3 separate regions of the Homo sapiens genome follow, and all the other regions are linked to region 2. A link is a contact called in ENCODE Hi-C or POLR2A ChIA-PET data. All regions are on one chromosome and are shown on one strand. Each heading gives the region's core, a stretch centred on a gene start or an enhancer-like site at or near the end of the contact. The rest is flanking DNA. Distances are from core to core; before and after follow the strand shown. Region 1 holds the start of ESAM (endothelial cell adhesion molecule). Region 2 holds the start of CHEK1 (checkpoint kinase 1). Region 3 holds the start of GSEC (G-quadruplex forming sequence containing lncRNA).

The links. Hi-C counts contacts between places; a loop is a spot of excess contacts on that map. ChIA-PET counts read pairs that join two places held with the same protein, here RNA polymerase II (POLR2A). Pooled maps may share reads with other maps.
Region 1: a loop to region 2 is called in a map of tibial artery, with 7 times the contacts of the local background. The contact joins the promoter of ESAM here to the promoter of CHEK1 in region 2. A Hi-C loop is called at or near these places in 1 of 168 maps with a recorded cell type or tissue (tibial artery), 1 of 37 single-sample maps with no recorded cell type and 3 of 50 pooled maps. POLR2A ChIA-PET finds 5 or more read pairs at or near these places in 1 of 52 experiments (activated naive CD4-positive, alpha-beta T cell).
Region 3: a pooled map shows a loop between it and region 2 (5-fold over the local background). The contact joins the promoter of GSEC here to the promoter of CHEK1 in region 2. A Hi-C loop is called at or near these places in 5 of 50 pooled maps.

The regions. Positions count from the first base shown.
Region 1 is chr11:124,760,880-124,763,579 of GRCh38, reverse strand. ESAM (endothelial cell adhesion molecule) reads left to right here and starts at 1,290. Exons shown (of 7, transcript NM_138961.3): 1 at 1,290-1,495. The coding sequence starts at 1,426. The region is part of intron 1 of ESAM-AS1 (ESAM antisense RNA 1); the gene reads right to left. RefSeq lists silencers at 502-551, 1,092-1,501 and an enhancer at 1,232-1,735.
Region 2 is chr11:125,623,913-125,626,612 of GRCh38, reverse strand. It overlaps CHEK1 (checkpoint kinase 1), which reads right to left and starts at 1,450. Exons shown (of 13, transcript NM_001114122.3): 1 at 601-1,450. LOC118567325 (a long non-coding RNA gene) reads left to right here and starts at 719. Exons shown (of 1, transcript NR_170378.1): 1 at 719-1,476. RefSeq lists an enhancer at 775-1,284.
Region 3 is chr11:126,354,195-126,356,894 of GRCh38, reverse strand. GSEC (G-quadruplex forming sequence containing lncRNA) reads left to right here and starts at 1,308. Exons shown (of 2, transcript NR_033839.1): 1 at 1,308-1,453. ST3GAL4 (ST3 beta-galactoside alpha-2,3-sialyltransferase 4) reads right to left here and starts at 1,209. Exons shown (of 11, transcript NM_001254757.2): 1 at 1,053-1,209. RefSeq lists enhancers at 251-400, 88-831, 832-1,573, 1,574-2,317 and a silencer at 991-1,370.

The sequences.
Region 1 (2,700 bases), core at 41-2,540, 860 kb after region 2:
AAACTATGTGCAGTAAATGGAATCCCGCAGGCCTGGCTGCTTTTCTTCCCAGACAGCTCTGCCCGCAGAGCGGGCAGCGTCAGGAATTCGTTGTTATGCTTTCTTCCCTCACTGACCTTTGCTGGGTGGTTGAGCTGTGCTGGGATGTTTGAAGCATTTTTTTTTTTTTTTTTTTTTTTTTTTTTTGGCTGTTGGACAGAAAAGCAAGAACAGGTGCGTGCCTTTCTGTAAGGGAGCGGCGGCCGCCAGAGGGCGCAGAGGTGCCTTTTGACCGAATGGCGCGGGAAGGGGGGCGTAAAATTCAATTCACAGCGACCAAGATCTAGTCTCGGGAATTAAAGGATCAGAGCGCGCCTGAGCCTTTCGCTGCGGGGATGGGAGGCACTGAAGATTTGGGGGATAAAGAAGAAACGGAGGGACTGTCCTGTCTTCCTTCCCGCAGCCGCCCCTCCTCCCCAGTCAGCATCAGGCCCGTACGCCGCTCATTTCAGGGGCTAAGCTGGGAGCAGCACGCACGTTGCCTCAGTTTCCTGCTCAGCTCCCGGGACTACCTTGTGCCAACCTTCCCTGCTCGGAGTATGAGGCACAGGCCGGGGTAATCCTCCAGCCTGGGCTGGGGTCTGCTGAACTCGCGGAGCGCTTTTTCCTGCCCGCGGGTGAAGATTCCCCGCTGGCGCGTCCCGGGGCGCCCTGGGCTCCCGCGCGACCTCTGCCGTCGCCCTCGCTGCCGCGCTCCGGTGGCCGCGCAGCCCCCGCCTCCAGGAAAGCCACAGATTCCCGCTGTGCCAGGGAGCCCGCGCGGCCGGCGCTCCGGCCTCTCCCTGCAGCTGGAAAACGCTGCTCCCCTCTTCCTCCTTCAGGAAGACCGCCCTGATTGGGCCGGGGATGCGGCACCCCCAAGTTTGGAGCCAGAGCCCAGGAGCGTTTACATGTCAGGTGTTACGGGTGGTTCTGACTTCGGATAGTCCCCAAATTTCCCACCCTTCCTGGTCACCCTTCCTATCCCACCCCGGCGGAAGGGAAGGTTACGGCTCAGGATAGTTCTGGAGCCTCCTCTTCCCCCTCTACTCGTACCTGGCTGGCTCGTGGGGCATCAGAGCTTACCTCACCCCTCCCTGCGTCCAGACCTGGAGGAGGCCGCAGGGTCCCGCCGTCCGCGCGCTGGGGGCGCCCCCGGGCGGCGGACCCCGCGCGCCCCGCCCGGGAGGACGGCGACCTCTCCGCCCCCTCGAATGCCCCGCCCCGCTGTCGCCGTCGGTCCCCACCCCGCCACCGGCACACAGGCGCGCAGACTTGGGCTGGAGCCGCCCTGGGTGTCAGCGGCTCGGCTCCCGCGCACGCTCCGGCCGTCGCGCAGCCTCGGCACCTGCAGGTCCGTGCGTCCCGCGGCTGGCGCCCCTGACTCCGTCCCGGCCAGGGAGGGCCATGATTTCCCTCCCGGGGCCCCTGGTGACCAACTTGCTGCGGTTTTTGTTCCTGGGGCTGAGTGCCCTCGGTGAGTGAAACCCGGACCTGGAGGGGACTTGGGATGCGGGATGGGGTGAGTTCGACCCTGAGGGAGAACTTTGGCCACTGCTGCGGAACTGGGTCCCACGACTCGCCCTCCTCCCCTGACCTCCTAATCCCACTCCAGGGCATCACTGGCTGGCGCTGACTTCTCGCTTTGTCGGGGACAGCCCCCAGTTTGGGTGTGGGGGCGGATGGCGGGGGGAGGTAAGGGCATCTCTCGGAAGACCTGGATACCTCTGGGGTGAGTTATCGGAACCATTCCTCACCCTGTCCACTCCCCACCCCCCACCCAGCAGAGCCGGATGAGCTGAGCCGCTAGATGAGACACTGGCTAAAGAGCTTAAGGACTTAACTCTAGCCCCCTCTCATCCCCGACCCCACATACAAGCTGATGAGGAAGATCCCCCGGGGAAATACCCCTGGTCCCCAGGCTTGACACACGCACTTCGTGTCAATTCCCCAGCGCAGATGCTCTCTCTTGCCCCCTCCTGCTTCCTGCCCTGGGAATCAAGGGAGGTGCCCCAAAAGGACGACCGTGAGGTCATTTGGGACACAGGAAATGGGGGAGGGGTTCAAACGCACAGAGAAACAGAATTGTGACCACCCCACCCCCCCAAGGCCCACCACCCTTATTGGTTTCCAGAGCCAAAGGGAAGAGGGGAAATTGGGAGGAGGGTGGCCAAGGGTCAGAGAGGAAGGGAACCTCCTTGGAGCAAGTGTTTGGGAAGTGTTGTAGGCCTCCAGGGGCGCTGGCTTCAGCTGAAGCTGGGGTGGCTCAGAACTCCATCTGGGAGAGGACCCGGCAGGACTAGGCCCTTTTAAACTATTTCACTTGCTGTCCCTCAGCTTTCTTGCCATCTCCCTTCAAGGATCTCGAATGGGAGTGAAGGGTGGGTTTAGCTATATTGACTTTAACTCATTTCTCAGGTTGGAGGATGTCAGGACAAGTAAGGCCTGGGAAGCTGTAGAGTGAAATTCTACAATGATGGGGACAGAGATGAGGATCACCAGTGTCCCCTTTAGCATGTTCTGTGCCCCACAGGTGTCGGGGCATGCAATATTATAGTCCTTGGACAAAATGAGTCTCAAGTACAGCCCCCCAGGCCACACCAAGGCCACAAGTAGCCTTCTGTCCCTCTGGGCTTGGTGGGCCTGCTCCAGGATCCCTCAGACTTCTCATCCCGCCTTTCC
Region 2 (2,700 bases), core at 201-2,700:
AAGTCTTTCAACCACGAACAACTATTCTAAACCTGACCATTTTGTCGTGTAAATCACAATCGCCACTCCCAAGCACACCGAAGGTTGAAATTCTGCCCTCCTCAGGCCCCAGAGGAAATTAATTGTTGTTATGAAGAGGTGGGAGACAAATGCTTTCCGGCGAACGACTGGGGAAGGAGGAGGGAGAGGTGGGGGTCTGGGGAAGAGAGGAAGAGGATATAGGGAGCGGTATGGGGCAGAAAACGCCTGCGGCAGCGCCTCCTCCCAATTGCTCAATTCCAATTCCCATCCCCATCCACAGCCCCACCCGTCCCAAAGGCCGGGGCGGGGCCAAACTGCCCCCAGAGGCGAAAGGAAGGGCTGGGACTCTTCCTTGGGGTTCTTAGCTAGCAGCGGGTTAGTCCCTCCTGCCCCCGCCCCCACAACGGGAACCTCCTGGTACCATTCCTCCACCCTCCGAAACCGCCCCTCCGCAGGAGTCTCTCCAATCCCCTGCGCTAGTCAATGCTAACTTTCTCCCACCATGCCCTCCCTCACTAATCTAGACCCCGAACTCCTTCTTTAGAAACCTTCCCTACTCTACCGGCCGCCCTTCCTCACCGGACTGTCCTTTGCCCACCACTGCAGGAATCCAAATGCAGCGCTTTTCCCGCCAAAACTTGAGGGCGTCACGCTGCCGCAAACTCGCGCACCCGCGCCGTAAAGCAAGACAGCGCGCGTTCCCGTGTCCTGCCCCTCTGAATGTCGGCGGCTCCAAAAGGGTGACGTGGAGATGTTGCCGCTCCCGCCCAGGGCTGCTTTGCAGTCGGGGAGAGATCCTGGCTGAAGAGATTTAAGGACGGCGGACCGCATCGGCGCGAATTGAGCTCTGGGCCCAAATATGAAGTGGCATCCGGTGTGAGGCTCGACTGGGCGGTGCTCGAGCGCTGCTGGGGGAAGCCCAGGCCTCCAAGCCTCAGGGGCGCGCGACCGACCGCGCTGCGCTTCCAGGCGGGGCTGCGGGCTTCGCTCCTGGCCGCTCTGGGCCTGAAAGGCTGCACCGCCACCTGCGTGAGGCCACCGGACAGGACTGTGAGGATCACAGTCGGTGAAGCAGAGTGCTTTGTAAACCTCAGAGTGCGGTACTCGTGGTGCTGGAGCCGAGAAACCAGCAGCAGCTGCTGAGAGCCGACTGTGAAGAAATGGGAGGAACTCCGTGTTGGGAGCGAGAGGCTTCGAAAGAACTGGCCACGCAGTCAAGTGTGTGTGGCGGGGCAAGTTTCCCGGAGAAAGCGAGCAGTTTATGTTGGAGCTTGAAGTCAGGATAACCAGTTTTGCCTTTTTTCTGTGAACCAGCTCCAAAACAATGCTTTACTTCAGCCCGGTCTTTTTGCAGGAAGACCATCTGCTTAGCTTAGTTCTACAAACTTTTTCATTTTTAATGTGCAAAGAACAGGCGGGGAGAGCCAAAATAAATCTTACAACGCAAATTTAAAAGCTGCGTACGTCATTTAAGTGGAAAAGTAAATTCTGAGGAAAGAGACTCAAGAACAAAATAGGAAAAATGGAAATAAGTATTCTCTGACAGTAAACTAGACTGGAACTCAGGGATAGGCAGGATCATCTCCATTACATTCTCCAGCACTGGCCGGGCGCAGTGGCTCCTGCCTGTAATTCCAGCACTTTGGGAAGGCGAGGCAGGAGAATGGCTTGAGGCCAGGAGTTCAGGACCAGCCTGGGGAACATAGGGAGACCCCATCTCTACAAATAAAAAAATTTAGGAATTAGTCGGGCTTGGTGGTGTGTCCCTGTAGCCCTAGCTACTTGGGAGGCCTAAGCAGAACAATCGTTTGAGTCCAGGAGTTAGAGGTTAGTGAGCACTACTGCACTCCAGCCTGGGCAACAGCATGATTCCGTAGGAAAAAAACATATTTTTTTATATGTATATATTTTATATATATACATATATATTTTCTTAGTCCTTAAGACTGGGCCACATACAAACACTAAGCATAACTGGCTATTATGATAATAGTAAAGTGAAACAAGTATAAAATGTTACTCAAGGCCGGGGCCTGGTGGCTCACACGTGTAATCCCAACACTTTGGGAAGCTGAGGCGTATGGATCACCTGAGGTCAGCAGTTCAAGACCAGCCTGGCCAACATGGTGAAACCCCCGTCTCTACTAAAAATACAAAAATTAGCCGGGCACGATGGCGAGTGCCTGTAATCCCAGCTACCCAGGAGGCAGAGGCTGCAGTGAGCAGAGATTGTGCCACTGCACTCCAGCCTGGGCAACAGAGCAAGACTCCGTCTCAAAAACAAACAACCAACAACAAAAACACACATTTCTTTTAAAGAAGCAAAGTCAGGAACAAAAATCAAGGAAAAAACTCTTAAAATGCTTATGTGTATAGTTTTGAATCATGACATCACAGATTAGGCTTCATGTAATCTTTTTACAGTTTGTTGTTTTTGGAGACAGGGTGTGTTGCTCTGTCACCCAGGCTGGAGTGCAATTGGGCAGTCTTAGCTCACTGCAGCCTGGAACTCCTGAGCTCAAGTGATCCTCCTACCTCAGCATCCCAAGTCACTGGGATTACAGAAGCGAGCCACAGGGCCTGGTATAAAAATAAAAGCAAGTTTTTATATCATTTATCCCATTTTCTCTTGTTTCCTCACTGTGTGCTGAAAACAAAGAATACGAAGAGGAAGACCTG
Region 3 (2,700 bases), core at 59-2,558, 730 kb before region 2:
CACAGCTCAGGAGACAGTGACACGGGTGTGTGTCTCTTGTGAGAACTCAGCCTGTACCAGGCCTGTTCCCAAAGTTCAAAAAGAATGAGTCCGCCTGAGCCTGGCTTCCACGCGGTACCCGCCTCCGGCGGTGGAAAGTACAGGCTTCCCCAAGAGGCCTGTGGGGGGTGCCAGCTTGTGGGTGGCCATGAGGTCAGACAGGGCACAGCTGGGCACCCGAACACTGCCTACACTCCCAGCCTTCTGGCAGCAGTTCCCTTAAGCCAGGCCCTCAGGACCCAGGCTGGGGAGCAGAGGAAGCAGCCACAGTAGGTCAGGCCTCAAGCTGCCCAGACAGAGCCTCCCCCCAGGACTGGGAATGGAGGGGCAGTGCTGGCAGACATGTTGGCAGTTCTGGGCTGGCCGGGAGGTCCCTGCCAGCCAGGTCCCCGAGGAAACACCCACAGCAGACAGCTGAGCCCACTCCCCCCATCGCATCCCTCCCACTGCTCACCACCCATGCAGCCCTGAGGCACAGTGGCCTAGGCCTGACGACCCCCATAACGTGGCCCTAGGACCCTGGGCACAGCCGGCCTCCCACTGACAACTCCACCTTTGGGTCCTGCTCAGCGACCTTGCGACTCCTGCACACAGGCGGACCCCGCAAAGCCTGTCACCTCCAGCACAGTCAGCTCCCAAGTGCTGGACCTGACCGGGGTAGTTGTGGGAGAAACCATCGCTCGAGGATGCTGGAGGTGGGGGCCGCCGCTTCAGTCCGGGCGCAGGGCTGGGGGATTGGGGGCGGAAACTTTCCGCAGAACTGTCCCGCTTGCTCACTCCAAGGGAACGGAGAGGATCCGGCTTCCCGCGAAAATCTGGTCCAGGGAAAGGGACCCCGGAAAGCAGCTCCGCAGGGCTGTGGCAGCCCCACCCCGACCCGCGCTGCGCCCACGTGCAGGGCCCGACCCCCTCCGGGAGGCGCGGCGCCGGCTGGGGTCAGGCGGCCGAGGACCCCGCGGCTCCCCGCCCCGCCCCGCCCCGCGGGCCCCCGCGCACCGCCGCCGCGTACTCACCCTCACGGGTGGAGCGGGGCGGGGCAGCACGGTTCCGCGCGCAGCTCCGATCCGCTAGGCGCACCGACCGGCGGCGCAGCGCTGGCGCGACGGCTCGACTCGGCCGGGTCCCTGTCCCGGGCGCGGGTCCGGCCTGGGAGCGGGCGAGTCCGCCTGCAGGGGAGGCGGGGACCCGGGCCCGGGTTGGGGGCGGGGAAGGGGCTGGACACGCTTGCGCACACGGCGGCCCGACTCCCAGGAGCTCCCGGGAGGGGTAGAAAGGGCGGGGTGGAGGAGGGGGAAGGGCGGGGGTGATGCCGCGCGGTCGCAGGCTTGGGATGGTGTTCGCGCCTCCGAGACCCGGACAGAGGCAAGCAGGGGCGCCGTGGGTGCCAGAGAGGCGGAAGAGGAGGCCTGATGGGGTGAGCACAGGGCCAGGGCAGGCACTGCCTGTGAATGGCGCCAGGGTGGGTATGCCCAGCGCAGCCAAGGCGCTCGCTCCCGGGAACAATGAGAATCAAGAAAGGGTGCAGTGCTCTATCCCACGGGGAACGGTGTCCTTCCCTCACTGGGGAAACTGGGGCAGGGTCCTGTTCCGGGAGCCTATGCTTCCCGTGCCCCATGCACGCAAGGCAGCCAGTCAGTCCCCTGGGCCCAGACGTGGGCCCTTCCTCTGCTTCGGTTGGGGCCTGCTGCCCCTAAACTGCTCTCTCTGCACCCCTCACTTGCATACTCTTTATCTTGGCCTCAGAAAGTTTCTCAGTTTCCTTTCCGTTATTGAAGGCGCCAGGCATCCTGTCTCCAGGAAGAAACCCCTGGGCCCCTGACCCTGGTTCTTTGGACCCAGGCATCCCCCCAAATAAACCTGGGAACTGCCCAGGCTGAAGAACAGTTCAGAAGTCACCCTACAGGACAATCCACAGCCCCTTAGGCCAGTCCCTTTCACAGGTCAGCACAGTGTTTCCGGAGCCCCACGTATCAACAGCCCAGTGCCGGGAGCGCCAGGGGCTCCAAGGAAACTATCAGACCCATTCCCTGTCCCCAGGAAGCTTACCATCCAGCGGCACAGAGAAGGCTCACCATGGACTCCATTCAAGAACGAGGCAGGATAGGATGTGAATAAGTGCAAGGTGTGAGTGACTGACAGTAAGTGCAAGGGGGTTCAGAGAAGTGGCAGCTCCAAGCCTGCTTCTGCTGAAGCTGGAGGGCTTATCTGTCAAGAACCCCCAACTCAGGAAGCTCTGCTCCAAGTGAGCTGAGTAAGGAGAGTCTGCCTCCAAGTTGTTCCTCTGCAGGTGACTGTGCTCCATGCTAAATCATTCCTTGCACGGGCAGAAGCTGTTTGGCATTGCACCAGTGTCTGATTTTGTTTGAATATGGTGCCTTTGGCTTAATCAGTCAGACATGCATTCAACAACTATTTATTTATTTATTTATTTATTTATTTATTTATTATTTTGAGACAGAGTCTCGCTCTGTCGCCAGGCTGGAGTGCACTGGCGTGATCTTGGCTCACTGCAACCTCTGCCTCCCGGGTTCAAGTGATTCTCCTGCCTCAGCCTCCCGAGTAGCTGGGACTACAGGCGCGTGCCACCATGCCCAGCTAATTTTTGTATTTTTAGTAGAGACGAGGTTTCACCATGCTGGCCAGGATGGTCTCGATCTCTTG